Regions from separate parts of the Mus musculus genome. Here regions 1 and 2 are each linked to region 3. The links are chromatin loops, found by intact Hi-C in ENCODE. Cell type or tissue: gastrocnemius. All regions are shown on one strand. Each heading gives the region's core, and the rest is flanking DNA. Links, peaks and the distances in the headings are about the cores only.

Region 1 (11,067 bases), core at 1,197-9,196, 480 kb after region 3:
ACTACTTGCTACAATGTTAAGGCAGCCTAGAATGAAGCCTTAGGACTGAGTTAAAGTTGTATAGCTGATTGTCATGGGATGGAGAACAGAATACAAAGGAGAGATGGGACATTTCAGTCCAAAGAGGGTCAGAAGAAGAGAAGGAGGAGCAGCAGGAAGAGGAGCAAGAGGAAGAGGAAGGTCAGGAGGAGGAGGAGGAGGAGGAGGAGGAGCAGCAGCAGCAGCAGGTGGCTCAGGAGCAGGAGGAAGAGGAGGAGAGAGGGGAGGTGGTGGGGCGCCTTGAGAGCATGTGTTAAGTGTATTATCAGCAGTCGGCCTGACAGTGTAGAAATGTGTAAGTTTGCTATTGGTTCTGCTGGTTCTCCAGTCTAACGTGTGTGCGCTCTGAGTTGGATGATGTTTTTGAGCATATTTTCTGTGCACAGCCACAGTGGATCCCCACATTTCTCGTTTCTGACCTCCTTTAGTGGCTTGATCGTTCCTGAAGTGAGGGGTAACGAGACCGTGCCTGAGGTGGTCACGACGTCTGGCTACGCGCTGCTCCACTTTTTCAGCGATGCTGCATATAACCTAACTGGCTTCAACATTTTTTATTCGTAAGTATTTGTTCAGCCTCACCTGGAAAAGCACACTGAACATATATGAATGTCCTCTGTACACGGAATAGGTCGGTATATTAAATTTCAATGTATATAGGATCGTTTTCTAAGTGACCTGGTATATTAGCAATATACCATAGATTGTCCTCTACGTCTGATTTTATGATCGTTTTCAAATCCTGAGTGTCTTGCACTAAGTTGTGCGGTTGGCAAGTTAATTACAGACTTAAAGTTGTCCATGTAAATGATGAGGTAAAGCAGCACCAGACTTGTTTACAGGAATAGCAGCACGTATGTGAGGTCGCATGGTGCCCTACGCTGCCATTTTGTGCTCTAACGTGGTTTCCTTGTAGCTTGAAGAGCTGTCGGAATTAAGGTCTGACAGTCCCTCTGTTCAAGGACATCCTGGGGGCTATCACTACATCATGGAATTCCATCTCTTTTACAAAGTTTTCACCTTGAGGAGAGTTGGTTTTCTCACGTTACACTTGAAGGAATTGAGGCACAGGAGATAAAAGTACATGGCTGTATGCTCTTATCTTTTAAAACCAGAACAGTGATGGTTGAAAATCTGTTATGTGTCTGACACTTTGTACAAAACTTGCTACCTGTGGAGTTTGACATGGTGACTGTACCTCTTTACAGGTGGGGGGAAGACTCCAGCAGTTAATCCATCTTGGGTTAGGAGTTCCTGGCTGGGACACTGGTACTCAGTCTTGTGGCTTGTCTTAGGTCTGTTTAAACTGCTCTTGCAGTCTTCATTTAATTTTGGTAGGTCTCCAGAGATTTACCCGTTTCTTCCAGATTTCCAGTTTATTAGACTATAGGTTTTCAGATAAGCTCCAGTGACCGATTGGGGCATCGTTTGTGTCTGTTGTACTGTTTTGCCTGTTGCCTCTAACTTGATTAGTTTGGGTCCTCTCTCTGTATTTGGTTAGTTTGGTTAAGGGTTTGCCAGTCTAGCTCACCGCTGTGAAGAACTCATCCTATTTCGTTCATTCTTTTTGTTGTTCATTTCTTTTCTGTTACTTTCTTCCTTGAGACTTACTGTTTTTCCCATCTACTGATTTTGGCTCTTTGTTTGTTTGTTTTAAATACTTCAAGTTTTATCGTTAAGACTTTAAATAGAGATTTCTGTGATTTTAATCAATGATATTTATAACGGTATGTTTTTCTCTGATAACCATGTTCATTTGAATGCATAGGTTCCTGTATATTGAGTTTTCATTTTGATTGTAAGTTTTAAAATTCATTCTGGAGTTTGTTTCTCAATCTTTATGAAATTGTATATTTTAAGTGTTCTGTTGGTTTCTGTTCATCCCGTTGTGGTCAGAGAGACTATGGGACATCGTTCCAGTTTTCTTGCCTCGTGTTCTACAATGTGGTCCACTCTAGAGAACGTTCCCATGGGCTGCTGGGAAGAACGTGCGGCCTGCAGCGTTTGAGCAGGGTAGCATTGACATCTGTTAAGTCCTTTGATGTGTTAACGTTGTAAGACTGATAAGTCTCCGTTGGATTTTGTCTGGGTGACCTGTGTTGTTGAGTGGGGTGTTGGCATCGCCTGTTGTTACTGTGCGGACATCAGTCTGTGCCTTTACATCCAACAGTGTTTGTCTTGTGAGACTGGACTTGCTTCTTGATATAATGATATGGTCTCAACAAATTATTCCGTTAGTCAATATGGGAATTACTTTTTTCTTCTTCTGACCAATTCCAGGTTGAAGTCTCCATTGTCAGATGTTATAAGTTCTATATGTCAGCAGGTGGCTGGTTTCTCTACGGATCTTCCTTTGTGCAGGTTCAGTGTTCATGGGGTCTTTTAGCTTTTCTTTATCATGAAGACTTTCTGACTTCTTCAGTTAGGTCAGACAGTTCTGCTAAGTTCCTGTCTCTAAAAGATTGTGTTACGGTGCAGGTCTTGTGAGAAGTCCATGTGATTCGGATTAGTGTCTGTATGTGTGACTTGATGCTTTCCTTAGACTGCTTTCAGTATCCTTTGTTTGGTATACTTAGTATGCTACCTGTATGCTACTTTTCCTGTACACTTAGTACTTTTCCTGTACACTTAGTACTTCTCCTGAATGCGTAGTACTTGTCCTGTACACGTAGTACTTTGCCTGTGTTTGAGACGAGGGCTTCTTCTCTGGTCTTGACTGGTGTGCTGCATGCCTCCTATATCTGATAGCCATTTTCCTCCTATGTTTGGGAATTTTTCTGCTATGGTTTTAATAAATGTATTTCCTATGCTTTTAGTTTATACTTTTCTATGACCGTGATTTAGAAGTTTTGTTTTAAAGTGGTGTCTGTCCTACAGGCCTTGCACGCTGTGTTCGTAGGTGCTTCACGGTTCTGAGTGTTTTATGTCTGCCACCTCATCTTTAAGCCCTGCTGCTGTGGTACTTTACCTGATCTATCGGCAAGGTTTTCCTATTCGCCTACATTTTTAAATTAACTCCTTGAGTTTTCCATTCCACAATTTCTAATTCATTTTTCCAATATTTTTATCTTTTTGCTGAAGTCTTACATCGGCTTCATATTTTATTCAGCTATTTGTAGCTTCTGAGTTTATTCAGGAGTTTGTATTCCCTTTGATTTTGTTCAACATTTATTTCTACTTAAAATATTTTAAATTAATTTTCTTAATGCACATGGATGGGGTGGGGTGTGTGTGTGTGAATCTGTGTATCACATGCATGGGTGTTGTGTGTGTGTGTGTGTCTATGTATCACATGCATGGGTGTTGTGTATGTGTGTGTCTATGTATCACATGCATGCCTAGTGTTTGTAGAGGCCAAAAGAAGATATTGCACCCCCAGAACTGGAGTTACAGACAGTTGTAAGCCTCTATGTGGGTGCTGGATATTGAACCTGTGTACCCTAGAAGAATAGCCATTGCTCTTAACCACTGAACCATCTCTCTAGTCCCTTACCACATTTGATTTCATTAAAACCCTTTTATATCTAGAAGTCCAGGGGTAAAGTAATGAGAGGTGCTCTCAGATGCTTCTAGAGACATAGCCACAGGAGTCATTTGTCATTTTTTTCTTTTCTTTAAGAAGATAGAAATTGCTAATGGGAAAATTTTTCTTCAGGAATAAAGTATTTGAAATACTTCTGAATCAGTGGTTTATTATGGGATCTCGTCATACTACATATAATGTATCCAGATGTGTACACATTGGAAGTATATGTATAGCAGAATAGAGGCAGTCACGGGCATTAAAACATGTCTTCTGTGACTGTGTAAGTGGTGGCCTGTGTCTTAAGGTGCTAGAACTAAGTAAGTTCTTGGTTCTCTTAAGTTTTAGGAGTTCAAAATATCTCTCCTTAACATATCTATTCAGAATATTTATTTACGTCTCTATAAACATCACGCTTGGAGCCGGGCGTGGTGGGGCACACCTTTAATCCCAGCACTCGGGAGGCAGAGGCAGGTGGATTTCTGAGTTTGAGGCCAGCTTGGTCTACACAGTGAGTTCCAGGACAGCCAGGGCTATACAGAGAAACCCTGTCTCGAAAAACCGAAAAACAAAAAAAAAAAACAAAAAACAAAAAAAAAACAAACAAAAAAAACCCAAAAAACAAAAAAACAAAACAAACAAACAAAAAGAAACCAAAACATCACACTTGGAATTGTGCAGGTGCTTCAGACGTTGAGGGGAGCCCTTGAAATCAGAGTTTTGTTAGCAGAAGACATCTTGTGAATGAACTAAGACGCGCAGCATAAGTAACAGTGAGCTGAGAGGCGTGGAGGAGATGGAATGACAGCTGGGACCTGGGAGGCCGAGGCAGGCAATATACGAATGGTATCTGAGCCCGCGAATTATGTTTTGCAGGATCAATTCCTGTCCTAACAACTGCTCTGGTCATGGAAAGTGTACAACCAGTGTCTCTGTTGCAAGTCAAGTGTATTGTGAATGCGACAAATACTGGAAAGGGGAAGCATGTGACATTCCTTACTGTAAAGCCAATTGTGGGAGTCCAGATCATGGCTACTGTGACCTAACAGGAGAGAAACTCTGTGTCTGCAACGATAGTTGGCAAGGTAAGGCGGCGCTGGGATGGCATGGGGTTGGTGCGGGGTTGGCGCGGGGATGGCCGGGATGGTACGGGTTTGGCCGGGGATGATGCGGGGTTGGCCGGGAATGGCGTGGGGTTGGCCGGGGATGATGCGGGGATGGCTGGGGATGGTGCGGGGTTGGCCGGGGATGGCGTGGGGTTGGCATGTGGGCGGCTGAGGGTGGCTAGTGGCCACGTGGAGATGGTGGGTGCAATGCTACACGCATTGATTTAGTTTGCACACCCAATACTCAGGTGTTTTTGTTTTTTGGCTTTTTTGCGGGGGCTGGGGATGGTATGTTTAGGTTAACAGTTAAGTTCTTAGCATCTGCATTTTCATAAATAAAGTTGGGAAAGACCTGTCTACATGCTGTTTTAGAGATTAAGTGAAGTTACAGGTTAAACTTAAAATTGGAGGCATGTGATCGTTATAATCCTCTGTACTCTTTTTGTTGACTCCTCAGAGCCTGGATGACGTCACCAGACTTACTCTGTGGTGTCTTCAAATTTACCTCATAATTGGTAACATACTGTACTGCAAAAAGTAAATTCAGTTTTACAGTTATAGGAGTGCTTAAAATGTTTTTCTTAGGAAAGACTGACCCCTTGTGGCTATTTTAAAAAAAGGACAGAGACTATTTCAATAAATAAAAGTTTAGCTGCTTGCTGTAAAAGTCAGATTCCTTGAAAAGAATTCTAAAATCTTCTGTCTGTCATTAAAGATTAGCTTTAAAACACATTGAAGAGTTTTGGGTTTCTTAAGCATATTAAGTCATATATTTCTCATTGTGGAGACAAACTAAAGGATACGTATAGTTATCTGGAATCATCTCTTCAGGTCTAATTTGCTGGTTCCGTTTGCAGAGAAGCATCTTTGTGCTAATATAGTACTTTTTGACAGAGGGAACTTTGATGCACACATTACATAATCCAGAGGCGTATTAAACACACGACAGCAGTTGGAGCAGTTCTCGCTGACCTAAGAACCACACAGGCACACTATAGCAGTGATTTCCTGCAAAAGGGCTTTTATTATTGATAATATATTATTTATGGTTATGACAAGTGTAAATTCTCAAGTGTTTATTAGTAGTGGGGCTGTGTATTTTAAGTTAGTTAATCACTTGCCAATTTTGTGTCCTCAGAAAGTGCTTTGAGGCTTTTTCCAACTTAAAATTTTAAACTAAAATCTTTTCATTTTCCATAGTGATAGTTGTAGATAAATGGCATTTAAAGTTCAGCTAGAGAAGTCAAATATGGCTTATATACAGTGCTTTCCACACGAGACTCATCTAGTTCTGTGACTCAGCATAACAGAGCTGAGCAAAAGATACAGAAAGCCTTCCCCCACATTAGCATAGCTCTCCCTAACAACATTTGCCAGAATGAATGGTGTGCCTGTTAAAACTGGCGAACCTACATCAATAGATCACTGCTACCTAAAGTCATGGTTTATATTAGAGTTGTATTGGTTAAAGGTACCATGGCATCCACCCACCTTACAGTATAGCGCAGAAGCGTTTCTCACACCCTGTACTCCGCCTCGTCATAGGTCCTTCCCTCAGCTGTCAGCAGCCAGTGACCTTCTTCTGTCTCCGTAGTTTTGGCTCTTCTGAATGTGATATGGAGTCTCTATGGCACTCTTGGTGTATTCTGAGAAGTTTATGCGGTTTAGTAGTGCACAAGTGAAGATGGGTGTGCTCTCCTTAAGTGATACAATCATTGATACCATGTTGTACATATGTGGTCTGTTGTTGATGGCAACATTGTTCTGTGATGGGTGACTGTAGCAGAAACTATGTAGCATGTAGGGTTAAGGGGTACCTTCTTTTACTTGGCATTCTGTGTTAAAGTTTCTCTCCTGTGCTCCAGTGACTTGCAGCCCATTTATTTGTAGAATGAGCAATGTTCATTGTGTGGATGTACTGCAGTTTCTCTGTTGATTCATTAGGACCTCTCGGTTCCTTCAGGTATTTTTAATGTAATATCATTTCTTTTAATTTTATGTATCTTTTGGAACAGGATTCACAATGTAGCTCAGGCTGGCCTCAAACTTTTGGTGATCTATCATAGACCCTTGAATGTATAGAATTTTTCAAATATTAAATCACATTAGGAAAAAGGTGTTTTGGAAAACGTTTATCTCTTAAGTTTATCTGTAATAATTGGATAAAGAAGATATTTTAAAACTAAATAAAAATCAAAACATAAAAAATTTACTTTATGTTCACGTGTAAAGAATAATCAGTTTCTCAGGGGCCTCCAAGATGTGGCAATATGCTATAGCAACTGCCTCAATCCAAGTGGCTTTCAGTTTTTTCCTTTATGTGACTTTCTGAATCCTTGGGCTTTTGTTAGAGCAACATAAGTATTTAAAACTTGATTGAGCAGAAGGGAAGTTGTGGTGCTGTTTGGAAGAGACCAGTGTCTTTCCAGCATTGATGAATTCCTTTTTGCAAACAGAGCTCACTGAGTTTTAGATCTGGCAGCTACATACTGTATTTCTAGTCTAACCTTACAGCCAGTGTGGATACCATGGTCAGTGGGATGTGCAAAGGAGTGCCATGTGTACATATACAAACTAGCTCACTCTGATATTTCTCTGGCCGATGCCGACAGCTCTAGTAACCAAAACACCCACCGCCCATTAGTGCTTCTGGAGGTTGGAGGTCTTAGATTAGAAATGAGAAAAACCAGGTTCTGGGGAGGGTTATCTTGGTTGCCTTCTTGCTGTGTTTTCCTCTGTCAGAGCTATGGCAAGAACACATGCGTGTGCATCTCGCACACTTTCTCATCCATCACATTAGGGTTTAGGGCTTATATCTAGCAATTTTGGTAAACCCAAACAAGCATTCAGCCTGTAATGTGCTGATTCTTAGAGTGGATGATTCTTATAGTCACTTCAATTTATTAAGAAATCATCCCAGCTCACAGGCTTATTTTCGGTAAGTCAACTAACCTGTCTAGTTATTAATTTCATCTTCTTTAGAAAGATACATTGACATTTGTCTGGGTCCTAGGATGACAACTCTATAAAGTATTAAAATGTATTCATTCGTACGATTCTGTTTGTATGTGGTGTATGCATGTGCGCATATGGTATGTGCATGTCTATGTGTGGAGGGCAAGAGGCTGACCCTGGGTGTCTTCTGAGATTGCTATGTACTTTATTCGTTGCGGTGGGCGAGGGGAGCTCTCTTCCTGAACTGGAGCTCATAAGTAGGCTAGACTTGGAACTCCCAAGGATCCACTTGTCCCTTTCCCTCAGTGCTGGGTTACTGTGGATGTGTGCCATCACTGTCAGCTTTGGGGTGGATGCTGGTGATCCTAACGTGGAGCCTCATGCTGGCTCAGCAGCCATTTAACAACTGAGCCGTCTCCCTGCTCTGAAATAGTTTCCTAAGGACTAACGCTATAGTGACATTTCCTTTTTTAGTAAGTAGATACTTGATAATAGCTCTTGATTTAATCATCTCTTTTTGTAACCAAGCTTAATGCATTTTATTAACCTATAAAATTTGCATTTGTGAATAATACTTGAAGATTAGACATACTGTTTAGGTATTCTGTGAACACGAGACCAGACTAATAAAATTGGTAGTTTGGTTTTTTTTTTTTTTGTGCCTAGAATAAATGTTAACCAGGATGCTTTCCGTTCTACTTTATTATTTTAAATGTCTGTGTATATAGCCTTGGTGGCTGTAATGATCAGAAATAGGTCTTTAGGATGTTAAAGTTATTCTTTTCTATGTACATGTATCTCATGTATCTCGATAATAACAATGATTTTCAGAATGAGTGCCACAGGGGCTCAAGGGGCAATGACCCTTTTCTGCTCCAACCAAGATGCTATCACTTTGGAATAGTTTCTATATTGAGATTCCACATACAACTTTATTTTAGCCTCATTGCCCCTCAAAATTGGGACGTTGGAGATCACCGATTTCTGCTTAGACAGACAAACAGACACCCCTTTATAATGACATAATTTACCTAAATTGTGTGAACCATATTCTTAGAAAGGTTGTAGAGTGATGACTACCAGTCATGTGACTTATTGCTTGCAAAGTTAACCATTGTATAGTTTGAGAGCATTTAAAATACATTGAAACAGATAGTAGGGCTTTAGTGATTGCTTCTGTGAGCCTAGTACACATGCAGACTATTTTTCTGCTGTAACAAATGCTTTTCAGTGGAATTGGAAGATAGCACTCTTTAAAGATGTTTTCTCATCTTGCTTCCCCCCCCACCTCCCCCTTCCCCTATTCTTTGGAGAATTTGAGATTTCAGTATACATGTTAAATGATAAGTGGAAGAAAGAAAAATGGTGGATATAGCAAATTAATATAGGAATGTTAAATGATATAAGAAAGGCACTGTAGGAATTAGTTTCACTTTAAACATTGTGACCAATTATTTAGTTTGAGCAAAACAATATATCTAACATATTAAATGAAGGCACATAATCTTTGAGTTATTATAAGTTTAATTCTGGATGGTTATAATGAAATAAATGTTGCAATATAGTGAATCATGTGTATTTTTCCTAGGTTCCCAGAGCACAGTGTGATTATATGTTTATACAATACTGTATACGTGTACAATTATAATTTTAAATGTACAATGAAACTATTATAAAAATGTACAATCATAATTAAAAACATTTTACTGCTCCAAAGTGGTAACAGTCACTTGTGATGTTACTGAGCCTCCTTTGCTGGGGGAGGGTCTTGCCTCAGTTTTATGGCTACCAGTGGTTACTGGTAATGGCTGCAATTGCCGTGGGAGGTCAGATTGCAGATCAATAGGGTTGGTGTGATCCACTGCATCTTACCCGAGAAGAACTTTTCAACACCGGTGTCTACCCTCTCAAGCCTCTTCCCTAACCAAGCAATATTCTAAGTCTTATCCTCAAGTGTCCACATCGTCGTCAGCAGCAGACTCTGTACTCGCAACCCAGTTTTTGTCATCACAAGGAGTAGCTCTTGTTTCAGTTCTCTCTCCGTGCTTTGCTTCTGGTCCCTTTGCTGTGCCCACCCGATCAACAGTCACTTTTACTGTGGCAGAGTCACTTAAAAGCACTCACGGGATTGATACCTCCCTTAGATTCCTTTGAATGCTGGTATTTTGACCTTCCATAATCTCTGATTCTCTTACTGCATCAGAGTGGCGACGTTTCCAGCTCGGCCAGTGCCATCATCAGCGCTGGACTGCTTGTTGCCATCCAAATGAGCCCTGGCGGGTCACTCTGTGGAGCTATCTCTGCTCCGGCCCCCACACGCCCCCTCCCACACACTCTTTGTAAACCAGCCTCTGCCAGCCCCACAGTCGTCTCCTCTCCTTACCTTTCTCAGCTTTCAGAGAATTGAACAGAGTGAAGGTTTACTGAGGTCCGCACTCAGCCGCTGGGTTGGGTTTTGTTTAAAGTGATGTTTGAGTGGTTTGCTCTCCCACTGAAAGCCCCAAACCTGGCTGTTAGCAGTAAGGGCAGTCACCTCACCATTTGTTCTCTGGGGGGAGCACTTCCATCTCCTGTAAATGGCGGTTGACAGAAGAGGGCAGCCAGCGTGCACTTTTGATTTAACTGAAAGGAGCGGCACCTCCCCATTCATCTTGACATTTAGAAACCAGTGTAGTCACCAGCGGCTTAATTCCAATTCTGCTTTGTCTTCGGTAATAAGGAGAGGGAGAGAATAGGGGATGGCCAGGCCAGTTCCTGAAGCAGTCAGAACACACACACTTATCTTGGGTTTATTGCTTTATGTAGCTGTGGTTGGTGGTGACCTCAAGTGACTTAAATAGTAACGTGATTATAGGTTGTCACGACATGTGATTCTAATGGCAGATCTTGGATAGCGAGAAACACACAGGATACACACAGTTCTCTAAAGAAGCAGATGCTGGCCTGGTTCAGCCAGTGTTGATGTAGGACTCAGCCTGTACACATGTATCTGTAAGTGCAGCATCAGGCAGTACAGCGACAGGAAGTGTAGTGCAGCGACAGGAAGTGCAGTACAGTGACAGGAAGTGCAGCGCAGCAACAAGTGCATGACAGGAAGTGCAGCGACAGGAAGTGCAGCACAGTGACAGGAAGTACAGCAACAGGAAGTGCAGTGACAAGTGCATGACAGAGTGAAGTGACAGGAAGTGCAGTGACAGGAAGTGCAGCACAGTGACAGGAAGTACAGTAACAGGAAGTGCAGTGTAGTGACAAGTACGTGACAGGAAGTACAGCGACAGGAAGTGCAGTGCAGTGACAAGTGCGTGACAGGAAGTGCAGCACAGTGACAGGAAGTGCAGCAACAGAAAGTGCAGTGCAGTGACAAAGTGCAGTGCTGCAAAAAGTTCATGGCAGGAAGTGCAGTGGCAGAAAGCATAGCACAGCACAAGGAAGTGCAGTACAGGGCCA
Region 2 (11,067 bases), core at 1,955-9,954, 290 kb after region 3:
GGAACATGAGCTTCCATGGAGATAGGAAAGTGTTGTCAAGAGAGAGGGAAAGGAGGTGCTATGTTCTACAAGTGGGTCACTTCATCCAGAGGGTTTTGGAGACTGGGTCAAAATAGAAAGTTTAAGCCAACAATGTGAAATGCTTTATTAGAAGCAGACTGTCTTAATCAGTGCTTTGTTGCTCTGAAGAGATACCATGACCACAGCAACTCTTGTAAAGAAAACATTTCATTGGGGCTAGTTTACAGTTCAGAGGTTTAGTCCATTATCATCATGGTGGGAAGTATAGCTGCATGCAGGCAGATATGGTGCTGGAGAAAGAGCTGAGAGTCTACATCCAGATTAGCAGGCGGGAGGGAGGGAGGAAGTGAGGGAGAGAGTGAGGGAGAGAGTGAGGGGGAGAGTGAGGGAAAGGGAGAGGAGAGGAGAGGAGAGGAGAGGAGAGGAGAAGAGGAGAAGAGGAGAAGAGGGGGAGGGGGAGAGGGAGAGTGAGGGAAAGGGAGAGGAGAGGAGAGGAGAGGAGAGGAGAGGAGAGGAGAGGAGAGAGATGAGGGAGAGGGGAAGAGGAGGAGGGGAGAGAGGGAGAGGGAGGGAGAGGGGGAGAGGAAGAGGAAGAGGGGAAGAGGAGGAGAGGGGGAGGGGAAGAGGGAGAGGAGGGAGAAAGACTAGGAGACTGGCTTGAGCATTTGAAACCCCTCCAAACCCACCCCAGTGACACACTTAGTCCAACAAGGCCATAGCTCCTAATCTTTGTCAAGTAGCACCACTCCCTTAATGAAAAAGCATTCAAATCTATGAGGCTGTGGGGACCATTCCTATCCAAATCACCACACAGTTAGAGAACAGAGAACATAGATTAGAGGGTAGCAGAAAAGAGATATGGTGGGGGTGGGGGAGAGGGAAGGAGAGATGGCAGACTGTCTTAGTCAGTCTGAAATATAATATTAAATAAAATGACCTGTGAGTTAAAGGCTTGTCCAATGTGTAAGATGTTGGCTACTTTAGGAAATTAGAGCTTGATTTTTCTAATGCCCAGAATACTCTATCTGTAATGATTCCTCTGACATACATTTGTTGCGTGAATGGTAGACGTGTAACTGGCATCCCCTGACTGGGATCATTAGGCAATGAGGCATCATTAGGGAAGAATGTTAGCCTGGCAGAGCACTATGAGAAAGAATGGCTGTAAGGCAATGTGGGGAAACAAAGAAGACAAAGTGGCTATCCCATAATAACCACACTTCCATTTAATGCATTTGGGGAAGAAGTAAAAGGATTTTTTTTTCCTCTCTTAGAGGGACAGCCTAATGCGAGGTCTGCAAAGAGTTTAAATATTAATTTAAACCATAGGCGTTTTTGTTGTTTTGGGTTTTACTTGTTTGTTTGTTGAGATAAGGTCTCAGTATGTTACCCTGGGTGGCCCGGAACTCACAGAAATCCACCTGCCTCTGACTTCTAAATGCTGGGATTAAAGGCATTCACTGTAGGGGGCTAGGGGGAATTTATGCTAGAGTGAGTTGGTAAATCCTGATCGGACACATTAGTCAAACAATGAATTTTGATTGTTGGTCCTTGATGTTTTGTCTCAGGAATGAGACAGTGGCCAAATAACTGAATGGACCTTGGGGCTAGCTTTAGGAATGTAACCTACAGTTTAGCAGGGGAGAAGGAAAAGGGGAAGAAGAGTAAAGCCTGTTGGTGCCATGTTTGCCATGCCTGTTAGAGAGCCCTTCATGCACCACCACGAATGGATCAACCATATATAGTTTTTGATTCCTATAAAGGAATAGAAACTCCAAAAGAACATTAACATTTTTTTTAGAACTGTCAAAAACTGCAGTCAAAAATTCAAAATTCATACACACACACACACACACACACACACATGCAGGTTATGGGGGGGCGGTACAGAAAGGAAGTGACTCTACCTCAAATACACAAATTAGGTGTTTGCGTTGGATAGTTTACAGCGGCAACTCCAATGTACCTCTTCACGACTAAGAGCATTTGGTAACAGAGATATTAAAGGTTCCAGCAGAACTCCGAGATGCCAGAGCAAGCCATTGGCCTATACCGAGCCTATGGACTACAATTCCCAGAAGGCCTTGCAACACATCGGTGTCATCTCTGCTCGCCTCTTGGCCCAGGCCGTGAAAGCATGGCAGCTGCAGAGGCAGAGGTGGTTTCACCTCTGATTGTGGACACAGCTCCTGACACTTCAGGAACAGCCGAGGCCTCTGTAGCAGCATCGGTGGCGGAAGCGGCCAGGACTGAATCGCAAGCCCCGGCCTCCAAGGCCGCCCTGGCTGCTAAGCTCATGTCGCTGAGCGGCGTGTTCGCCGTGCACAAGCCCAAAGGGCCCACTTCAGCCGAGCTGCTGAACCGGCTGAAGGAGAAGCTGCTGGCAGGTACTGCCGCCCGGGTAGGGACCAGGCTGAGGAGTTCTCCACCACACTGGGATTTTTATCTCTAGTCTTTCTTCTTTTACTTACTGACTTACTTTGTGCGTCTGTGGCTCAAGATAGAAAGAGTGACCACCGAATTAACTCTGGACGAAAACCCAGGGCATCTTAGGCTTGGACTTACCCAAGTGCACACTCTTTCAACAGTGGCCCTTTGAGCTTCTCACGGGAAGTACGTGTAGAGTTGGGGGACCAGTCTGCATATACAGGTTTTCACCCTGGTGGCTGCAGCCCAGTTTTCTGTAGTTTGATCCCTCCCAGGGTTTTTGTTTAACTCTTGCGAATGAGTACCACCAGAGGAAATGCAGGCTCTCTACCCCTAAGTTGCAAACTTAAAAGTTTATTTGAAAAGCACATAGGCTGAGTTAGCTAGGATTTAGAAAGGACACCACTTTCACCTTTTAGTGGGCACGGTGATTCGTCTTCTATACAAATGCAGGTTCCTGATCCCCACACTTGCAGACCCTGAAAGTCTGAAGATCTGGGATTATTTTGGAAATTGTGCTCTATTGCTTCAGATTGTGCTTTCTTTCTTCTTCTTTTTTTAATGTAGTATTTTTTGAGGAACATTAAAATAGAAGATGGCCATTTTTCTAACCATTCTTCCTCTTGATCATTTATAACAGGAGCATTAAAAAGCCAAAACCCTTTAGTTTTGTTTTGCGTGTGAATGTGTATGCAGTGTGAGTGTGTGTTTGTAGGTGAGAGGTGATGTTGGCCATCTTCAGACATGGCTTTCCATCTTGTGTATTGAGCCAGAGTACCTCACTTGAACCTAGATCCTGCCAATTAGGCAAGTCTGCCTACTCAGCTTGTTTTAGGGACAACTGGCTAGGAATCAGGGTAGCATTCAGTGTCACCCTCGTGTTTATAGGGGTGCTGGAGATCCAAGCTCTGGTCCTCACTATTGCTTGGCGAGCACTTTACCCTGTGAACAGTCCCCACGGAGCCTTTCTTTTACTGGATTCTCATGTTAAGCTGCATCTGTGGAATCCTATAGGGACATAGGATGAACAGTGGCCGCCTCTTCCCTTAAGTCGGCTTACAGTCTTGTGATCTCTGCAGTTCCAGATTCTCCAGAGCTTCAGCTTAGCTTGTCTTGTTACAGGTACAGAGAAACCTCTCACAGTGCTCAGTGTCACCTGGAAGACTTAATCTAGTTTTGTTTGTTTGTTTTGAGATAGGTTTGCCTTGAGCTCAACTCAGTGATCCTCCTGCCTGAGCTCCTGAATGTGAGACTTACAGATGGGCACCTCCATTCTGATTTAAATTTTCTCTTTTAGCCAGGAGCCAAACTATTCTGATAAAAACTTTGCTAATTTAAATGTTTATTGAACAGATACACACATTCTTCCGGATGCTAAACAATGGTGTTATACTTGCTCATTTGTGCTCATCGTTAAGTGTGGTGGCTAACTTTGATTGCCACCCCAATATCATCTAGAATTCCCAGTTTCAGTAAGGGATAGGGAACATCTATATTGGGTTGGCTTGTGGCCATGTCTGTGAGGGATTGTTTTAATTAAGCTCATTGAGAGAGGAAGACGCGGCCTGCTGTGGGTGGCACCCTCCCCTAGACAGGGCATTTGAACTGTGTGAGAACTGGAGCTGGACACAAGTGTGTGAGCCTTCGTTCTCATCTCATCCTGACTGTGGATGTGGTAGAGAGTAAGCTGGAATTCTGAGCTAAAATAGACTCTCGTGAGTTACCTTTTGAGGGTATTTTATTACAGCGTTAATGACACTAGCGCATCGGATTTTAGGGGACATTGAACTGAGGACTTGCATCAAAAGGAATCATTGTGATGGGGTATTTGTTTGTTTGTTGTTTTTTTCTTTCACAGATATGTTGCTTTCGTTTGTCCTGATTTGTTAGTAAACTGGCTTTTTGTACCAAAGATTACGGTTCTTAAAGAAGCTTTTCATAGCATCAAAACGCTGAAGTTTCTTGGTTGCACTTTGTTGGGACTGATTGCTTCAAGGCTGTCACTAGGCTGGTTTCTGCAGAGCACCCACTGATATGCTGAAGTCTTCCTCTCCTAACAGTGCCTGTGATTCCGTATTCATATTAGCTAAGCGAGCTTCCTAGCCCAGTGCCTGTGATTGGGTGATTCCGTATTCCCTATTAGCGAACTCAGACTTCCCCAGTGCCTGTGATTGGTCGATTCTGTATTCATATTAGCTAAGCGAGCTTCCCACTGGGGAAGTGTCTGTGATTGGTCAATTCCGTATTCATATTAGCTAAGCGAGTTTCCCCAGTGCCTGTGACTGGGTAATTCCGTATTCCCTATTAGCGAACTCAGGCTTCCCCAGTGCCTGTGATTGGTCGATTCTGTATTCATATTAGCTAAGCGAGCTTCCCCAATGCCTGTGATTGGTCGATTCCGTATTCATATTAGCTAAGCGAGTTTCCCCAGTGCCTGCGATTGGGTAATTCCGTATTCCCTATTAGCGAACTCAGGCTTCCCCAGTGCCTGTGATTGGTCGATTCCGTATTCATATTAGCTAAGAGAGTTTCCCCAGTGCCTGCGATTGGGTAATTCCGTATTCCCTAGTAGCGAACTCAGGCTTCCCCAGTGCCTGTGTTTGGTTGATTCCGTATTCATACTAGCTAATTGAGCTTTCCCAGTCCCAGGCTAAGCACCTGTCAGAATCGCCCTGCAAGATTCTAAAAGATAGCATTCTGTTCTATCCAGGTTTGACAACCACTGATTCGCTCAGCCAGGAGGCATAGCCTCTTCAAAAACATTCCTTGCCCGTCCTTACATTGATTTCCCCCGTTGTAGAATCTCTTCTCCGTGACTTTGAACCTTTCAAGGCCTGAAGCATGCTAGGTTTTTATAGGTAGAAAGGACCTTAAATGGTCATCCATAAACAGCCATCTGAGTATTCGATTCAAGAGTGAACACAATTTCAACAGTGTGAATGAGTTAGAGACAAGATGACTGAATTTATGAGACCTTTATACTAAGGCATATCAAGTTAAAAACTCGGAGTTCCCCAGTGTACTTTTGTAAGTTCACTGACAGAGATCCATGATACATTGCAAGTGGAAGGTGAAGTGTTTGAAGTCCAGGCCCACGGTGCTGGGATCTCGTTCCTCCAAGTTTGGTGATGTTAGAGTCCAAGTGTACACCCGATCTTAAGGCTCTGAACCACTGGCATGGTAGTCAGGCTGTGAGGTTGAGCGGCCCAGCACAGCCATCTGAATGTTCTGTTGTAAAGATTTATTTATTTATTTTATCTATGTGAGTACACTGTTGCTGTCTTCAGACACACCAGAAGGAGGCAGTGCAGATGGTTGTGAGCCCCCATGTGGTTGCTGGGAATTGAACTCAGGCTCCCCGGAAGAGCAGTCAGTGCTACTTATTAACCTCTGAGCCATCTCTCCAGCCCCGTCTGAGAGTTTAAGCTGGCTTCTGTCTCTGCCCTGCCCTCTTTTCATTGTGTGCTGTTTTCTGTCTCCTGGTGTCAATAGTTTTAAAGTAGGTTTAACAGGCTGAGGGTCAGGGGATTGCTGTGACAGGTGTCGTATAGCTCGTCTGTAATGATGGAGATGTGATGTAAGCAGTGTTGGAATCCTCTCTTTCTTTATTAAATGCTTCAGAAGTCAAGTGGTAACTAACAGCTCTGAGCTGACACTTAAGCTCTTGTTGAGATTAGCGTCTTTAATGAATTGAAAGTTTTGATCATGTGGACAAGTAGTAAAACTAGCTGAGGACTAGGTGTAGATAGAAATAGCCCTGTATGAGATGTGCTCCCAGTTAGTAGACGCCAGGGAGGGACAGAAGAAATCACAGACATTTAGAGACTGTAGCTGAGGTCTCTTAAAACTAGCTGCATATGCCAAAGCTAACTTTTTTGTTACTTTCTAACTATTGATATATCACTAGAAGTCACCCAGTTAGCTTAAATATTGACTTAGACTTTTGTTTTTCTTGGGGCTGGAAAGATGGCTCCACAGATAAGGACATTGGGCTGATATTCCAGAGGTCCCAGGTTCAATTCGCAGCATCCACTTGGTGTCTCATGTCCATCTAGAACTCTAGTTCCCAGGACTCTGCTGCCCTCTTCTGGCCTCCTTAGACACTGCATGTACATGGTTTACAGATATACATGTAACGAGATTGTCTATACACATCTAGATATAGATAGATCCACACACATATAGATGGATACATACATACATACATACATACATACATACCTAATTGTTTCTCTTAAAATGAGTTCAGTTTCTATTTCACTAATTTTGAAATACTGTTCTTTTGTAATTTAGGAAATCTTTCTCTCTTCATGTGTGTGTGTGTGTTCACACATGTGTGGAGGCCAGAGGTCAACCTCAGGAGTCATTCCTCTGTCCACATTAATTTTTGAGACAAGGTGTTTCACTGGCCTGGAACTCACTAAGTAGATGTCACCAAGCCCCTGTCTCAGATCAGGGATTATAAATGCATGTCACCACCCCCAGCTTTTTCTTTAACATGGGTCCTGGGGATTGACCTCAGAACCTCATGCTTGAGTGGCAAGCAGTTTACCAACTGAGCTATCTTCCTAGGCGTGGCTATACAGTTTTGTTGTGTTTTGGGACAGGGTCTCAGCATATATCCTTGGCTATGGGGACTCAGTATGTAAACCACCCTGGCCTCAAACTCATTGTTTAAAAGCGTACACCACCACACTGAGCCCACTGTACATTCTAAAACCTGTTTTTGCTAGTTATGTGGTCATAGCCTTATACCTGTATGTTTTGTTTGTTTTTTGAATAGGTTATCTTGTCTCCCATGCTCCTCCTGACTTGTAATTACCTTTTTTTAAAAATTCTGATTACTCCTGTAGAAGCTGGAATGCCTTCTCCAGAATGGAACAAGAGGCAAAAGCAGACATTGAAAGTCGGACACGGAGGGACGCTGGACAGTGCAGCGCAAGGTGTTCTGGGTAAGAGACGTGAGGGAAGTTTAATGACTCTCTCCTTCAATACCAGAAATGCTAGCTGAGTCCTGGTGCCTCACTGTACATTGCAGTGTTCTAGTTATACCGTGGTTACAAGTCCTTCTTCCCCGAAGCCCTTGAATGGTGCAGGGCACAAGCACCACAGAGCACAGCACCACAGCACACAGTACCTCAGACCACACAGTACCACAGACCATCCAACATGGCAGCACACAGTACCACAGAGCACACAGCACCACAGACCATCCAACATGGCAGCACACAGTACCTCAGACCACAGTACCACAGACCATCCAACATGGCAGCACACAGTACCACAGAGCACACAGTACCACAGACCATCCAACATGGCAGCACACAGTACCTTAGACCACACAGTACCACAGACCATCCAACATGGCAGCACACAGTACCATAGAGCACACAGCACCACAGACCATCCAACATGGCAGCACACAGTACCTCAGACCACACAGTACCACAGACCATCCAACATGGCAGCACACAGTACCTCAGACCACACAGTACCACAGACCATCCAACATGGCAGCACACAGTACCACAGAGCACACAGCACCACAAAGCACCATAATGCCACAGCACATAGCACCAGAGCACACAGCACCACAGAGCAACACAACACCATAGCACCACAGCACCACAGAGCAACACAGCACCACAGAGTAACATAGGGCCACAGAGCACCACAACACCACAGCACAGCACTACAGCATACAGCAGCACAGAGCACCACACACACAGCACCACAGAACAGAGCACATAGCACTACAGAGCAACAGCACACAGCATCACAGAGCACATGGCACCATTGCCTCTCCTATGTGTGCAGGGAGCTTTGAGCAAAGGTTTGATTCTGAGCAGAACAGTTAGCCCACCAGGAGTGAAACTGTTGCGTTTTGAAAGGCTTGGGCATGCCTAGCATCTGTGAACTTGGATTATAGGAAGTACTCCACTCTTCCCTGGATCACCATCCTGGTTTGCTGTGTCTGGACTGTGTGCACTACTGTCTTCCTGTAGGACTCTGGAGTTCAGGGCTCCCATACAGGCAGAGGGTGCCAGGGGACACTTCCCAACCCCAGATCAAGCTTGGAAACTATGTTTTTGATATATTTCCTGGAGAGAAACATTGTATATACACGTTCTTCTAGGACTGACAGGTGTGCTGGCCTGGCACTGACTGGTGTGCTGGCCTGGCACTGACTGGTGTACTGGCCTGGGACTGACTGGTGTGCTGGCCTGGCACTGACAGGTGTGCTGGCCTGGGACTGACTGGTGTGCTGGCCTGGGATGGACACTGGGTTGTGCTGGCCTGGGACTGACTGGTGTGCTGGCCTGGGATGGACACTGGGTTGTGCTGGCCTGGGACTGACTGGTGTGCTGGCCTGGGACTGACTGGTGTGCTGTCCTGGGACTGACTGGTGTGCTGGCCTGGGACTGACTGGTGTGCTGGCCTGGCACTAATGCTGGTGTGCTGTCCTGGGACTGACTGGTGTGCTGTCCTGGGACTGACTGGTGTGCTGTCCTGGGACTGACTGGTGTGCTGGCCTGGCACTAATGCTGGTGTGCTGGCCTGGGACTGACTGGTGTGCTGGCCTGGGACTGACTGGTGTGCTGGCCTGGGACTGACTGGTGTGCTGGCCTGGCACTAATGCTGGTGTGCTGTCCTGGGACTGACTGGTGTGCTGGCCTGGGACTGACTGGTGTGCTGGCCTGGCACTAATGCTGGTGTGCTGTCCTGGGACTGACTGGTGTGCTGGCCTGGGACTGACTGGTGTGCTGGCCTGGCACTAATGCTGGTGTGCTGGCCTGGGACTGACTGGTGTGCTGGCCTGGGACTGACTGGTGTGCTGGCCTGGGACTGACTGGTGTGCTGGCCTGGGACTGACTGGTGTGCTGGCCTGGGACTGACTGGTGTGCTGGCCTGGCACTGATGCTGGTGTGCTGTCCTGGCACTGACTGGTGTGCTGTCCTGGGACTGACTGGTGTGTTCTCCTGGCACTGTTGCTGAGTTGTTCTGTCCTGGGACTGACTGGTGTGCTGTCCTGGCATTGACACTGAGTTGTGCTGTCTTGGCACTGAGGCTGGGTTGTGCTGTCCTGGCACTGATGCTGGGTTGTGCTGTCCTGGGACTGACTGGTGTGCTGTCCTGGCACTGACGCTGTGCGCTGCCCTCTGGTTCATGTGCTCTTGTCCTCTGTGTCCTCTGCTTCCCCTACCAGGGAGCATCAGATGGAGGCCGGGATGGTGGTTGGTGTTTCTTTTTCACTGAGTCACCGTGCTGTGGCTCTGTGCTTCTCAGCTGCCCTGTCATTCCTCTGTCCCTCGGTGACGTCCTGTGTTCTTTATCCTGCTTCGATTCTTCACCGTCCTGGCTCTGCTCCTGCTGCGTGTCACACGGGGCAGCGTTTCATCCGCCATATTACTGCCAGTGCTCTGCCCATTTTACAGGCTGTGTGCTCTGTAATAGTGGTTCAGGTTCAAGGTCTGAGGCACGGTTCTCAGCCTTCCCAACCCTGTGACCCTTTAATACTGCCTCACGGTGTGCTGACCCCAACCATAAGATTATTCCATTGCTACTTCATAACTGTAATTTTTCTACTGTTGTGGATTGTCATGTAAATGTCTGACATGCAGCCCATCTGATATGTGACCCCTGTGAAAGAGTCCTTTGACCCCAAAAGGGCCACAACCTACAGGTTGAGAACCTCTGGTCTAAGATGACAATTTAAGAATAAAATAAGATTCTTCATTCTATTTTATATATAATATATATATATATATCTCACAGGAGAGCCTGCAAAATAAACTAATATATCTGGAGGCAAGAGCAGTTCCCTGGAGTTACATCATCTTCATCTCTACTCCTCCGAGCATGCTAGGCTGTGTCATGAGGGGGCAGCCAGGGTTAAAATTGCCGAGCAGATGATTTAATAAGATTACCTGGAGTTTCCAGGAGAGCCCAGTGAGCATCCTTAGACGTGGAAGAGGCACAAGAAAGCCAGGACATGTGGAAGTGCTGGCTGCAGGGATGTGATTGCCGGCTTGGGAGGTGGAAGGGACCACAAGCCAAGAATGTGGGCAGCGGGTCCCTGAGAGCTGGAAAAGGCAAGATCCCCTTAGCTTAGCTTGGGGATGCGTTTAGCTGAGCTTCTCCCCCTGGGGCTACAGAAGGAACACAGCCACGCCAGGCCCTACAGTTCTTTTAAAATTGCTGTGAATCATGGCCGTAGCTCATGGTAGCCTGCTTTAGATTTCTGACCTGAGAACTGTCTGTCAGGGGTGGTGGGGTGTCTTTAAAGGAAAGTTTGTCACAATAGCTATAGGAGAACTTAAAAAAAAAGAAAAGCCTATGTCAGGTCCCACCAGGACACTAGTTTCTAGGTATAAGGGGTCTGCACATGGCGCCCACAGGCGAGGGCACTGTGCTGCCTGCCGTACACAGCTTCCACACTTGGGAGCTCTTGCTGGGGTTTATTTAAGTCTCTAACACCCTGAGCTAGCGGTGCCACTACAGTTGGAGGAATCTCCTTAGTAATGCAAAGCACCCGAGAGGCCGACTGGGAAGGATGCTCTTAGAGATGTCAGCCTTCTGAACAGAGCTCTGGTAAAGACCTCCGTGGGCCTCAGCTGG
Region 3 (11,067 bases), core at 1,727-9,726:
AGTATGGTCATATAACTGAAGGCGGGGTTACCAAAGGGAATTAGAAACGAAGCAGTGAAACTTTTCTGAACACGAGCTAAGCATAGTGGTGCATGTCTTTAATCCTAGCACACAGGAGGCAGAGAGCAGGTGGATCTCTGAGTTCGAGGCCAGCCTGGTCTGCAGAGTGAGTTCCAGGACAGCCAGGGCTGCACAGAGAAACGCTGTCTCGGAAATCTCCACCAACCCCCTCTCGTGCATGAACATGTAAGGACCGAAAATTAACTTAAAATCAAGTGCGGTGAATCTGAGGTGGCAGCCACCCATGGTGCAGTGAAGCCTTCACCAACTATGAACAAAATATATAAATATATGCATGTTGTATGTGCTTGCCTTCAGCCACTCAGTACAAGTGTACATTGCCCCTCTCAGGTTCACAACTACTGCATGGTATGAACTGCAGTGTTTTGTTTTGTTTTTACTATACAGGCAATGATACTGATTTAATAAGGGAAAAGAAGGACATTTTCCTAGTGTTATCAATCAGCATATAAGTATCAAATTAGTATATTTTGGATCAAACTGCTTTAGAGTGCTTGGTTTTAAAAATTCGTGACTCACCTGCTGACTTGCTTTTCACACACACACACCAACACACACAAAATCATTAAATGAATTTCAGCTTGAGATTAGGACAGAATTTCCAATAATTTCTGAGATGGCTTTAAACATACTTCTTCTGCCATTTTATGTATTTATGCAACATGGCAGTCTTAGCATGGATGATTGTAAAATTAAAATATTGATGGAGTCTGAAAAACACTGACGATCCTCTTGGTCCCACAGGTCAGATATTCAGCCATTATTCTTTATGTAACAAAGTAAACAAGAACACTATCCTAGTAGCATAAAAATCCACTTGAGAATTTAATAAATGGTAAAAATTATATATATAACAAAGAACTGTTCTAAAATACATTTCTCTATGATTTTTATCAGTAGATGTCTGATTTATATACTTATTTTAATATTTGCCCACCCAGAATAGTATAAAAATTTCACAGGTGCTAAAGGTTTTAGAGTAGAAAAAAGGTTGAAAACCCCCAGTCTAACGAAGGGTTAACTCGGTGAGATCATAACCTAAGTTTCCCTCTCCCTCATCAGTTAGAACTCTTGAGAGTCAAGATGATATAGAAACCATGCACAAGTTTTCCGTGTAGACTCCCTGGTCCTTGTTTAAACCAACACTCCAGAGCTCTGACATTGCTCTTGAAAACCAAGTGACCAAAGATGACGGCCAGAGTCTGTCGGTTGGGAACTAACTACCCTATAAATAATGCTACGGCCATGTTCTCAGAACGGCTGTCTCCTCCTATAACCATCCGCATCTCTTCCCGCATCTCCGGTTCTCACACTGGCTTCCTACTCATCGAGAGGATCATGCCGGGAGCTCGTGGGTCAGCCTAGTCCTGACCTTAGATTCTTAGAGCAGAAACAATCCCTGGGGGGATGGGGGTGGGGGTACGGGGGTAGGGTCATCACGGGACGCTCAGAGAGTCCTCTTCAGTAACTTCATAGGTGTGCACCCTCGAGACGCCAGAGTACTTTATGCCCAAGAGTCTATTAATCTCAGAGTCTAATATAATACATAGAACCGTACAGTGTAATTAAGCAGAATCCTGCCTCACACTTGGCAAGTTCCCACCAGTTCCACTCCCGGAGTCGTCACCAGTTTGCATGACTCATTGATTCCTTCAAACTTACTTCTCGTAGCTCTGAGAAGGGGCAAACGGTGGACTTAGACCCACCATCCCCTTAACGCTCATCCAGTCACCAGGACTGGGACTAAAAAGCACAGATTTCCCCATGACAAGACCAAGGTGAGCTTCATGCTAATGCAGACCACAGGATCCCTTCAAAGGGAAGGCAAAACCCTCTAGAAGTCCTTTCTGCTTGCTGCTTCCTCTCTTGGGTGCCTCTGTGTGGGGCTTCTTTGTCCAAAAGTGGTTTTGTGGGATTCACACTTGCTCTCTTTAATTAAACCGTAATTTCACGAACCTAGCATAGCCCTACGACATGATTTGGCAACGCAGTTGAGAGGTGACAAACTGTGCTGTGTTGTGATCCGATTTGGCTTTTCTCAGAAATTCAAAGCCAAGCCACGTTATCCGACAACTATAGTTTTATGTATGGCGGCTTAGATACTAAGATAAACAATGTTTAACTGGACAGGAATCTGTGGCACACGCACCAGGCGATGAATGAGAGGAAAAAACTCCTTGCAGCTGGACCTAGGTGCTACTTCAAACATCATGACGTCACCTAAGACCAGAATGGCAGTGATGGTGATGTAATATGGTGATGTAAGACGTAATTGGAGGCTCCTCCTTCAGAACCCTAAACATAGGGAACTCCCACAGACACCATTTCCTTCCCTATATAATATAAGGCCTTCCTGGGAACAGACCTCACCTATCAACTTCTATCCTTGAGCAAAGGATTATCAGTGAGTGATCTCTGTCTATAGTGTGTGTCTTGCAAGCTTTATACTGTGGTTGTAACTGAGCAGGGAACAGAGTGCCGGCCTCAAACTCGGACTCTTCCAGTGGCTCTATCCTTTTAGCTCTGTGGTACCACTACCCCTAAAAGGCTTCTGAGAGATGAGTCTGTTCCCTGTGTTAGTAAACCTCTAGCTGTATCCACTTTCTCATCTGACACCCACATTTTCAAGCAACCCCAAAGCCCAGGCTAGCTCCCCATGAACACCCTCAGGATCCGCTCCTCCGTGGGCCTTCTTGTCATGATTTCTCAAACCAAGTGTCAACATTGCCCTTCTGCCTGGAAGCAATTTTATTAAAACAGTGTTTGTATTGTCAGGAAAAGAATTCACTTGGGACAGTCTGAGTTCCCATTAGAAAGGAGCTGGTACTGCGGTGGGTTAGACAATCATTGTGGGTGATTTAACATTAAGTGGAGCTGGTACTGCAGTGGGTTAGATCAAGCATCGTGGGTGATTTACCATTAATCAAGAACAAAGATTACAGAGTCAAGAACCTTAAGGAGTCAATTTTTAGAGACCTCTACAAACAACAAGAGTGAGCTCACAAAACAGAGCTACAAAGTTGGCTCTCTTGGGAAGGTAGGCACAATCAACTTTCAAATGCCTGTCGGTCAGCTCATTAGAAACACTCCTTTTAGTGGTGAGAACATACCTAGAACACTTGATTCACCATGTCATACCTAGAATGCTTGATTCACCATGTTATACCTAGAATGCTTGATTCACCATGTCATACCTAAAATGCTTGACTCACCATGTTAGTAATTTTCAGGTGGACAGTTGCTCATGTGTGTTCACAAGCTTGTGGTTTCCACACATCATCTATCCACAGGACTACTGTCTTCTTAAAAAGCTGAAACTCAGTGCCCATGAAGCAAAACCTCCTTTCCCTGAATCCCTCCAGTTCTTTGGACACCCCACTTCTGTCTTCTAGCTCAGTGAACCCAATTGCTCAAAATACCCACATGCCATTGGAAGCTCACCTGTAGTGATAATAACATATTAAGAGATTGGGGTGGGGCAGCTATAGAGATGGCTTAGCTATTAAGAGCACTGGCTTCCCCACTACAGGACCCAAGTTCCATTCCCAGCACCCACAGGGTACCCCACAAGCATCTGTAACTACAGTTCCAGGAGATCCAATACGCTCTCTGGATTCTGCAAGCAAAACACCTGCATATAAGTAATCAAATAAAATAATTAAAAAATTAGAAGAAGCTGGGGTCAAGAATGAAGAGATGGCTCCGTGACTAAAGCACTTATTGCTCCTTCAAAGGCTCCAGGTTCTGCTCCTGGTCTCTACTCGAGGACTCACATCACCTGTAACCCCCATTCCAGGGGATCGGATGCCTTCTTCTGGTGTCCCTAGGTGCTGCAACCATGTGGTGCATATACACACACACAAGCAAATACTCATACACATAAAGTAGAAATAAATGGATCTTTTAAAAAAATTATCCAAAACTTAATCATAAAGAAGAAGGAAGAAATCACATTCTCTCAGTCAACCTGGGGCTTGAGGTAGCAGCTCATTACCCAGGAACCGGATGTGGCTTGACAAGTTCTTACCATTGACTGAAGGCCCAGACTTTGAATTCTGGGACCTGATCCATTCAGGGGCCATTAAGACAACTAACACTTGGCTTATTACCCTGCTGCAGCCTGCTCATCTGTCCCTGCCCTGCAGCCAGCCATCTTTGACAGTCTCTTTGGAAGGCCTATAGACCTATGCCTTCAGTTTTTCTGCAAACAGCATCACCATGCCCCAGGACCCCTCCCTCATGAACAGTACATGTCCTTGACACACTTGTCTCGTGTTTGTAGGACAGTCATAGACACTACACTCCGACTCTGACTCAGCTCTGTTTACCCAATGTATCTGAAGGTGAATATTAAACAAATTCCAGAAGAATGTCAAAATATTCTAATTACTTTATTATTTAAAAATCTTTTTGTGTGCATAAGCATGTGTGTGCATGCGTGCCAAATGTGTGTGTGTGTGTGTTTGCATGCTCATGCACATGCCAAAGTGTATGGGTACACACAGAGGCCAGAATAGGGAATCTGGTCCTCTGGGTCTGGAGTCACAGGCACTTGTGAACCTCATGCTGACATGAACAGGGATCCTCTGGATGAGCATCAAATGCTCTTAACTGTTGGGCCATCCTCCAACCCCATTAATATAGATGTATTTATTTTATGTGCGTCTGTATGCACACACCACAGCATAGTGGTCGGCGGCTTGGGAGAGCTGATTCTCTCCTTCCACCAGATACGAGAAGCTCAAACCGCAGGTGCCTTTCACCGCTGATTCATCTCATCAGACCTTAATTAAAAAAAACAAAAAAACAAAAAAACAAAAAAAAAACTTTGTTTTGTTTTAAAGATTTATTTATTATGTATAGAGTTCTGCCTGCATGTATACCTGCATGCCAGAAGAGGGCACCAGATCCCATGATAGAGTCAGAAGAGGGCACCAGATCCCATGATAGAGTCAGAAGAGGGCACCAGATCCCATGATAGAGTCAGAAGAGGACACCAGATCCCACTATAGATGGTTATGAGCCACCATGTGGTTCCTAAGAATTGAACTTAGGACCCCTGGAAGAGGAGTCCGTGCTCTTAACCTCTGAGCCATCTCTCCAGCCCCCTAAGTATTTTGTTTTTAAAGGAGCTTTAGTACCTTTCAATGATAGCGCGAAGCAAAAATGTCTTACATCTACATGATCATAAAATAAATACACGTCAAGGTTGAATTCAAATGGAAATATGCACATTTTCCTAACTTTAACATATTTCCTAGGAAAATCACAGATTTTGCTCATTAAAATCCCAGGCTGCTAGCGCAGATGCTCACTGCCTTCCTTCTCAGGATCAATTATTAAAGCATTCTTCACCCCGAGTCCTGCTGATTCCTGCCTTGCTTCCCATCACTGAGGTCTGGCTACACACAGCCCTGCACCTTGTTATGATACGCTCTCGAGTCCACTCTACAAACCACCGAGTAAAATCTACTGGTTAAGTGGGGGACATCCAAGAAATTTTTATACAAAAGTTGTGAAATTAGTAACAAGTACATTTTTAAAAAAGCTTAAGTCTTAAAATAACAACTGAACAAGCGCTGCTTGGGCTATAAAAATACCATGGAACAGGAGGGGAACAGAGTGTGGAGGCGTTGGATCAAGGAGGGGGTGGGGAGAGCAGAGCCTAGCTTCAGTGGCGGGAGCTGGGCTGCGGAAGCATCTTAGGCCTTCGCAATGCAGCAGGTCCTTTCGATGCCCCAACAAATCCATCCCTGAGATGGTCCACCTGCCGGGCAGGCGATGCTCAAAGGGTCAGACTTACACCTGCCTCAAGGGGGGGTCCAGGGCTATCAGGTGGAGACCCTTTCTCCATCTGCAGCTAGGGACCATCCCTTCTCAGGCTGTGGATTCCAAGCGGCTCTGGTCAGTTCTCAGCAGTAAGAGAAGACCCAGGAAACATGATGGGGGACCAGCAGCCTTTGGCAGCTCCTCTCTTTACTTCCTGGGGAAGGCACTGGCTGTCTGGTACCCTGCTGGCAGTCTGCCTGTCACAGGATGCAAGATCTGAGGAACCAGTTCAGTGGTAGAACCCTTGTCTAGGATAGGTGAGGCCTTAGGACCAATACCCAGTACTGCAGAAAAAAGAACCCACAGGCATGAGGGGCCTTTCTGAGCTTTTCCACCTGGAGCAGGGCATCCGGCCTGGGTTACTCTTCCCTTTACAAGCTTGTCTGCATGGAGCAGGGGTGTGCAGCCAGGGCTGCCCCCTTTCCTTTATGAGCAAGCAGGCTTTGTGCTCTGGAGACGCGACTTTCCCCACATCAAGGTCAGAGCCTGTTCTGATGCTGTGCTTCCTGGCGCCATGCATGACTGTTCTGAGGTGGAGACTCAGATGTGACGGAGCCAGGGAACAGGACACTTCCCCACCCTCTGTACACACACATGCACACACAACTCTTGGATTATCATTGTGAATACCAAATGTGTGTGTGACTATGGGGTGCACATGCCCACAGCGTGTACACATGAGCACATATGTCAGAGACCAGAGGACATCGGTGTCTTGCCCCGTGGCTCTCCGTCTTACTCTTTCAAGGCAGGGTCTCTTGCCGAGCCTTTAACTAGGCTGGCAGTTGGCACCCTCTACGATGCTCCTGTCTCTGCGCCCCTGGTGCTGGGGTCACAGGTGTGCAGGGTCGCGTAGGTGCTGAGGGTTCAAACTTAGACCCTTGTGCTCCTCCTACAAGCAAGCTCTTAGTCTCAGGGACATCTTCCCATCCCCCTCCCCCGTGATTTCTTTTAAACTTTTCTCTCTTCTTCTTTTCCTCACAGATTTTTATCACGATGGTAACGGTGGCCTTCAGTCTTCCTAAGCACTCAGAGTTCAATCGGTGTCAGACTGACTCAATCCATTTCTGGACTGAAATGCAGAGCGGCGAGCTTGAAGCAACCACAAAAGGTAGCTCACAAGGGCTACTGCTGTAGCTCAGAGCTCAAAATAGCTGAACAGCACTCACCAACAATGACGTGCGGGGGCAGCTTCTGCCAGAAATAACTTCTGCGAAAAAAACGCTTGGACTCAAACGGTAAGCCTCAAAAATGGACTGTAATCGCTCCTCATTGACTTCTAAATGCACATCGAAATCAATGATCACTTCTGGGTGAGATGATACTTACAAGGTCAACCAGGTCGAAAATGGGTCCCAGAGCAATGCTTTTGGGGGATTCGAGTTAATTCAGAGTTTGAATATATGGTAAGAGTCTTGTTAGAAAGGAAGCTCTTGGAACCTCTGTTTACTAATAAAAGCATTGACAACATAGTATTTTTGAATTGGTTGCAGAATTTCATATACAAATAAAATTGATTACAAGCAGCTCAAGAAACAAGGATGTCACCCAGAATATAAAAACAAGTATGAAAATCTTTTACCATTGCATAGATCGATTACCTGAACACAGGGCTTTAAGGTTAAAAATGAGCACAGGAAGTATAATGGATGAAGTGGGAATACGCTCAACTGCAGGGTGCTTGCTTCAAAGCAGCCCTTTGTTATGATACCAAACACTAAAGGGAAGGGACTGAAGGAGGAAGGGAGAGAGGAAGGGAGAGGGGAGATAGAGAGGGAGAGAGGGAAGGAGAGGAGAAAGAGAGGGAGAGAGGGAAGGGGAGGAGAGGAGAAAAAGGAAGAAAGGGGGAGGGTGGAGGAGGGAGAGGAAGGGGGAGGTGGGTAGGGAAGGGTGATGGGGAGAGGGAGAGGGAAAAAGGGGGAGGGGAGGAGGGGGAGGGGAAGAGAAGGGGAGAGGTAGTGGGGAGGGGGAAGGGAGGGGAGAAGAAGAGGGAGAGGGAGAAAGGGGAGGAGGAGAAGGAAGAGGGGAGGGATGATGGGGAGAAGGAGAAGCTATCTATGCTTAAAATGACCAGGAGTTAAATCTCACACTTTTGGATTTTGGGTAGTAGGTAGATGTCATAAGGTCTCTCTCCCCTGTCCCTTCCCCTTTCCTGGCCCCCAGAATGAGCTGCCTCCTTTAAAATCCCATGCGCCAAGAGGAAGCTGCAGAGAAAGTCCCATGCATGTCCATGAACAGATCCTACAGACACAGATTCATGTCATCTGTACCGGCAAGGAGAAGTGGTTCTCAGAGTCTATCCCATCTCCCACTGAGCTCCTCAGTGACACTCTGGCTCTGCTCGGCATCTAATGCTCTGGTCCTTCCCCAGCACGTAGCCCACCCTGCACCCCACTGCCTCTGCTACCCCTGAGGATGCTCTAGCCCAGACAGCCTCCACAGCTACAACTGCACACGGCCACGTCTAGTGTTTCCTGTGGGTGGTAGGATCTGAACTCAGGCCCTCACGTTGATGGAGCAAGCATTCCTATTCACTGAGCCACCTTTCCAGCCTCTCAGAAGGAATGTTTGATGAAACAGACTCTTCTGATAGATTGGACATTGTAGAGAAAAGGAGCAGAAGATTATTTTAAAGCTATCAAAAATATCATTTTTCACACCCTCCAACACATAGTCAAGTGGCAACTGCTTACTGAAATGCAGTTCTATGGGAGGATGTCTGCCAATACTACCCCGGGAGAAGCACTCTTACGATCTGACATCTTCCACAGACAATCAGTGTTCAGAAATCTCAAAAGACATAACTAAAAATAACATGGAAAACTAGCTCTGTTCCTTCTGGGAAAAAAAAAGAAAGCTACTTAAGAGTGCCATCTTTTAATTCTTAATTTTTATTGCACTTATTTAGTGTATATGTGTGTGTGTGTCTCTCTGTGTGTGTCTTTGTGTCCTTCTGTGTGTCTTTGTGTCTGTGTGTGTCTGTGTATGTGGATGTTTCTGTCTGTGTATATCTGTGTGTGTCCATGTATGTCTGTGTATGTCTCTATATGTGTGTCCATGTATGTGTGTCTCTGTGTGTGTGTCCATGTGTGTATGTCTGTATGTGTCTGTGTGTATGTCCATATGTGCATCTGTATGTGTCTGTATGTGTATGTCTGTGTCTGTGTGTGCATCTGTGTATCTGTGTGTGTCTGTGTGTCTGTGTCTATGTGTATGTGTGTGTGTGTTTTGTGGAGATCAGAGTACATCTTTCAGGAGTTGGTTCTCTCCTTCTACCACGAGAGTCCTGAGAATCTAACTCAGGTTCTCATGCTTCAGGACAAGTGCCCTTACACATTGGGCTGCCTTACAGGCCCCAAGACACTGTTTTGTAAAAGATAAGAACAACATTATGGCTTCCTTCATTCCTATTAGAAACTCTATGTCAAAATGGATGCCTTTATCAACCTTGGCCCCACCTCTGTCTTCTATGCTTACTGCCTTTAACAAGGCAGCTGCCTCCTGCCCACACTGACACACATCTTTCTGGTGCTGGAGGGTTATGGCGTATGCCTTACGGGTATCTCTTGTCTCCTCCTTAGCCACATCCACGGACCCCTAAGCTCTCGATAGACCGAGACTGAGAGAATGTGCCTCTCACTCACCTGCTCCTGCTTCAGTTTCCATCCCAGTTCTACTCTTTATCATCTTGCTTCCAGCCGGATCCCCCGTTTTCTGGGCTTACTGTACCATAGGTAACTACTGTGGTTTGAATGTGAACCGTATCTGAACCCTTGCCTGCCAGCTGCTGCTGCTGTTTTCTAAGACTGTGGGACCTTCATCAGGTAGAGCCTGGCCGAAGAAGTGAGTTTCTAGAGCCCTGAGGTTGTATAGCCCTGGGCCCACTTCCTCTCTGGTCCCTATGGATGCTATACATAGCTGCCTCCTGTTATCTTCCCAGGCTCTGAAGGCCCTTAGCTCTTCTTGCCAGGTACTTGGTGGTAGCAACCAGAATGACTGCTGTAGTGCCCTTTAACCCTCTGTAGCCCAGAACGGCAGCCTGGTCACTGAGAGCAGCTCTGTATTTCACAAGTGCCATATGTGAAGGTGTCAGGTGTCAATATTCTCAGGCTTACTTATGCAAAAATGAAGTGATTTCTAGTTAAAAGCAAAACAGAGCAGTAAATCTGCTCCCTGGAACGACAAAGCCTATGTGGACCTTTTCCTTTTTATAGCAGCTCAAACTTTCCCCGCCTGGAGGTGGCCGTGGGGGGTGGGAGGGAGAAGCCTTCCTTACCTCCTGTCCCTCCCTGGGCCACAAACACAAAGCCATGGCCTCTCTTTCTTTCAGAGAAGGATGAATGAATAAATCTGCCTTTCCACTCTATACAGTCCAGGATCCAGGAGATGGTGCCATCCACGCCTCTACTTCCTGGGTGTAATCCTGGGATTACCAGACAAATGACACCATGATATATGTATCCAGCACTTGGGACTGAACCCAGGGCTTTGTAAATGCTGAACAAGGACCCCACCGACTGAGCTACAACCCCAGGCCCACAATGTCTTTGGAAATCGTCCCTTATTTATAAGTACAGTTATTTGAAAAGGCAAGTGTATCACAGGGCAATAAATCAAATGCCAGGGTCACCTTCCTACATAGAAACAATCTGAGAAAAAAATACTGAGAATATTAAAAAGAAATATTAAATGGTATAATTAAATTTGAATGGTGATACTACTCTTGTGGACTTCAAATGTTATTTCTTTGTTGTAAAGAACTTTGGTTTCATGATGTTAGATGGGCTGAAAAATAAGGATAATAATTTTCTCACTGTGTAAAAATGTCACGCTGGGAAACATGAGAACCAAACAAACAACGGCTTCCTTCCCCTACTCCCAAACATTTACTGCAATCAAGACTCAGTCTCTTAGATGTAATAATTTAGAAATAATGGGCTATAATTAGTATATCATTTAACTATAAACATCTCATTCATCCATATTACAAATATTATGGAGTATATGTACTGTATAGTAAAGGGAAAATACGAACACTTATCTTAATCCAGTTTGGAACTTAAAACTGAATATTTTAAAAGATTTGCATTACATTTATTTGATAAGATCACACAGTTACAGGCTACAAAATGTAAAACTTCAAATACTCAGGTCAGG

The links. Peaks named below come from ENCODE experiments on the same cell type or tissue, not always from the same donor. Only the 100,000 strongest peaks of a DNase experiment are listed, where the experiment ranks them.
Region 1: a loop joins it to region 3, with 6 times the contacts of the local background. A loop is called at or near these places in 24 of 42 quality-filtered maps.
Region 2: a loop joins it to region 3, with 11 times the contacts of the local background. A loop is called at or near these places in 7 of 42 quality-filtered maps.

What each region holds. Positions count from the first base shown.
Region 1 is chr19:57,637,985-57,649,051 of GRCm38, forward strand. It overlaps Atrnl1 (attractin like 1), which reads left to right. Exons shown (of 29, transcript NM_181415.4): 4 at 468-596; 5 at 4,436-4,644. Among named protein-coding and RNA genes, the nearest start is that of Atrnl1, 32 kb to the left of the region's middle. In gastrocnemius, for the core only: a CTCF peak has its summit at 5,268 (motif pointing left); a DNase peak (open chromatin) is centred at 4,747.
Region 2 is chr19:57,450,789-57,461,855 of GRCm38, forward strand. Trub1 (TruB pseudouridine (psi) synthase family member 1) reads left to right here and starts at 2,118. Exons shown (of 8, transcript NM_028115.3): 1 at 2,118-2,408; 2 at 7,302-7,400. The coding sequence starts at 2,159. In gastrocnemius, for the core only: a CTCF peak has its summit at 6,523 (motif pointing left); DNase peaks (open chromatin) are centred at 2,137 and 6,533; H3K4me3 peaks cover 1,196 bases; H3K27ac peaks cover 830 bases.
Region 3 is chr19:57,156,457-57,167,523 of GRCm38, forward strand. All of the region lies in intron 2 of Ablim1 (actin-binding LIM protein 1), which reads right to left. Among named protein-coding and RNA genes, the nearest start is that of Ablim1, 54 kb to the right of the region's middle. In gastrocnemius, for the core only: a CTCF peak has its summit at 4,984 (motif pointing right); DNase peaks (open chromatin) are centred at 5,008, 5,851 and 6,058; H3K4me3 peaks cover 29 bases; H3K27ac peaks cover 1,696 bases.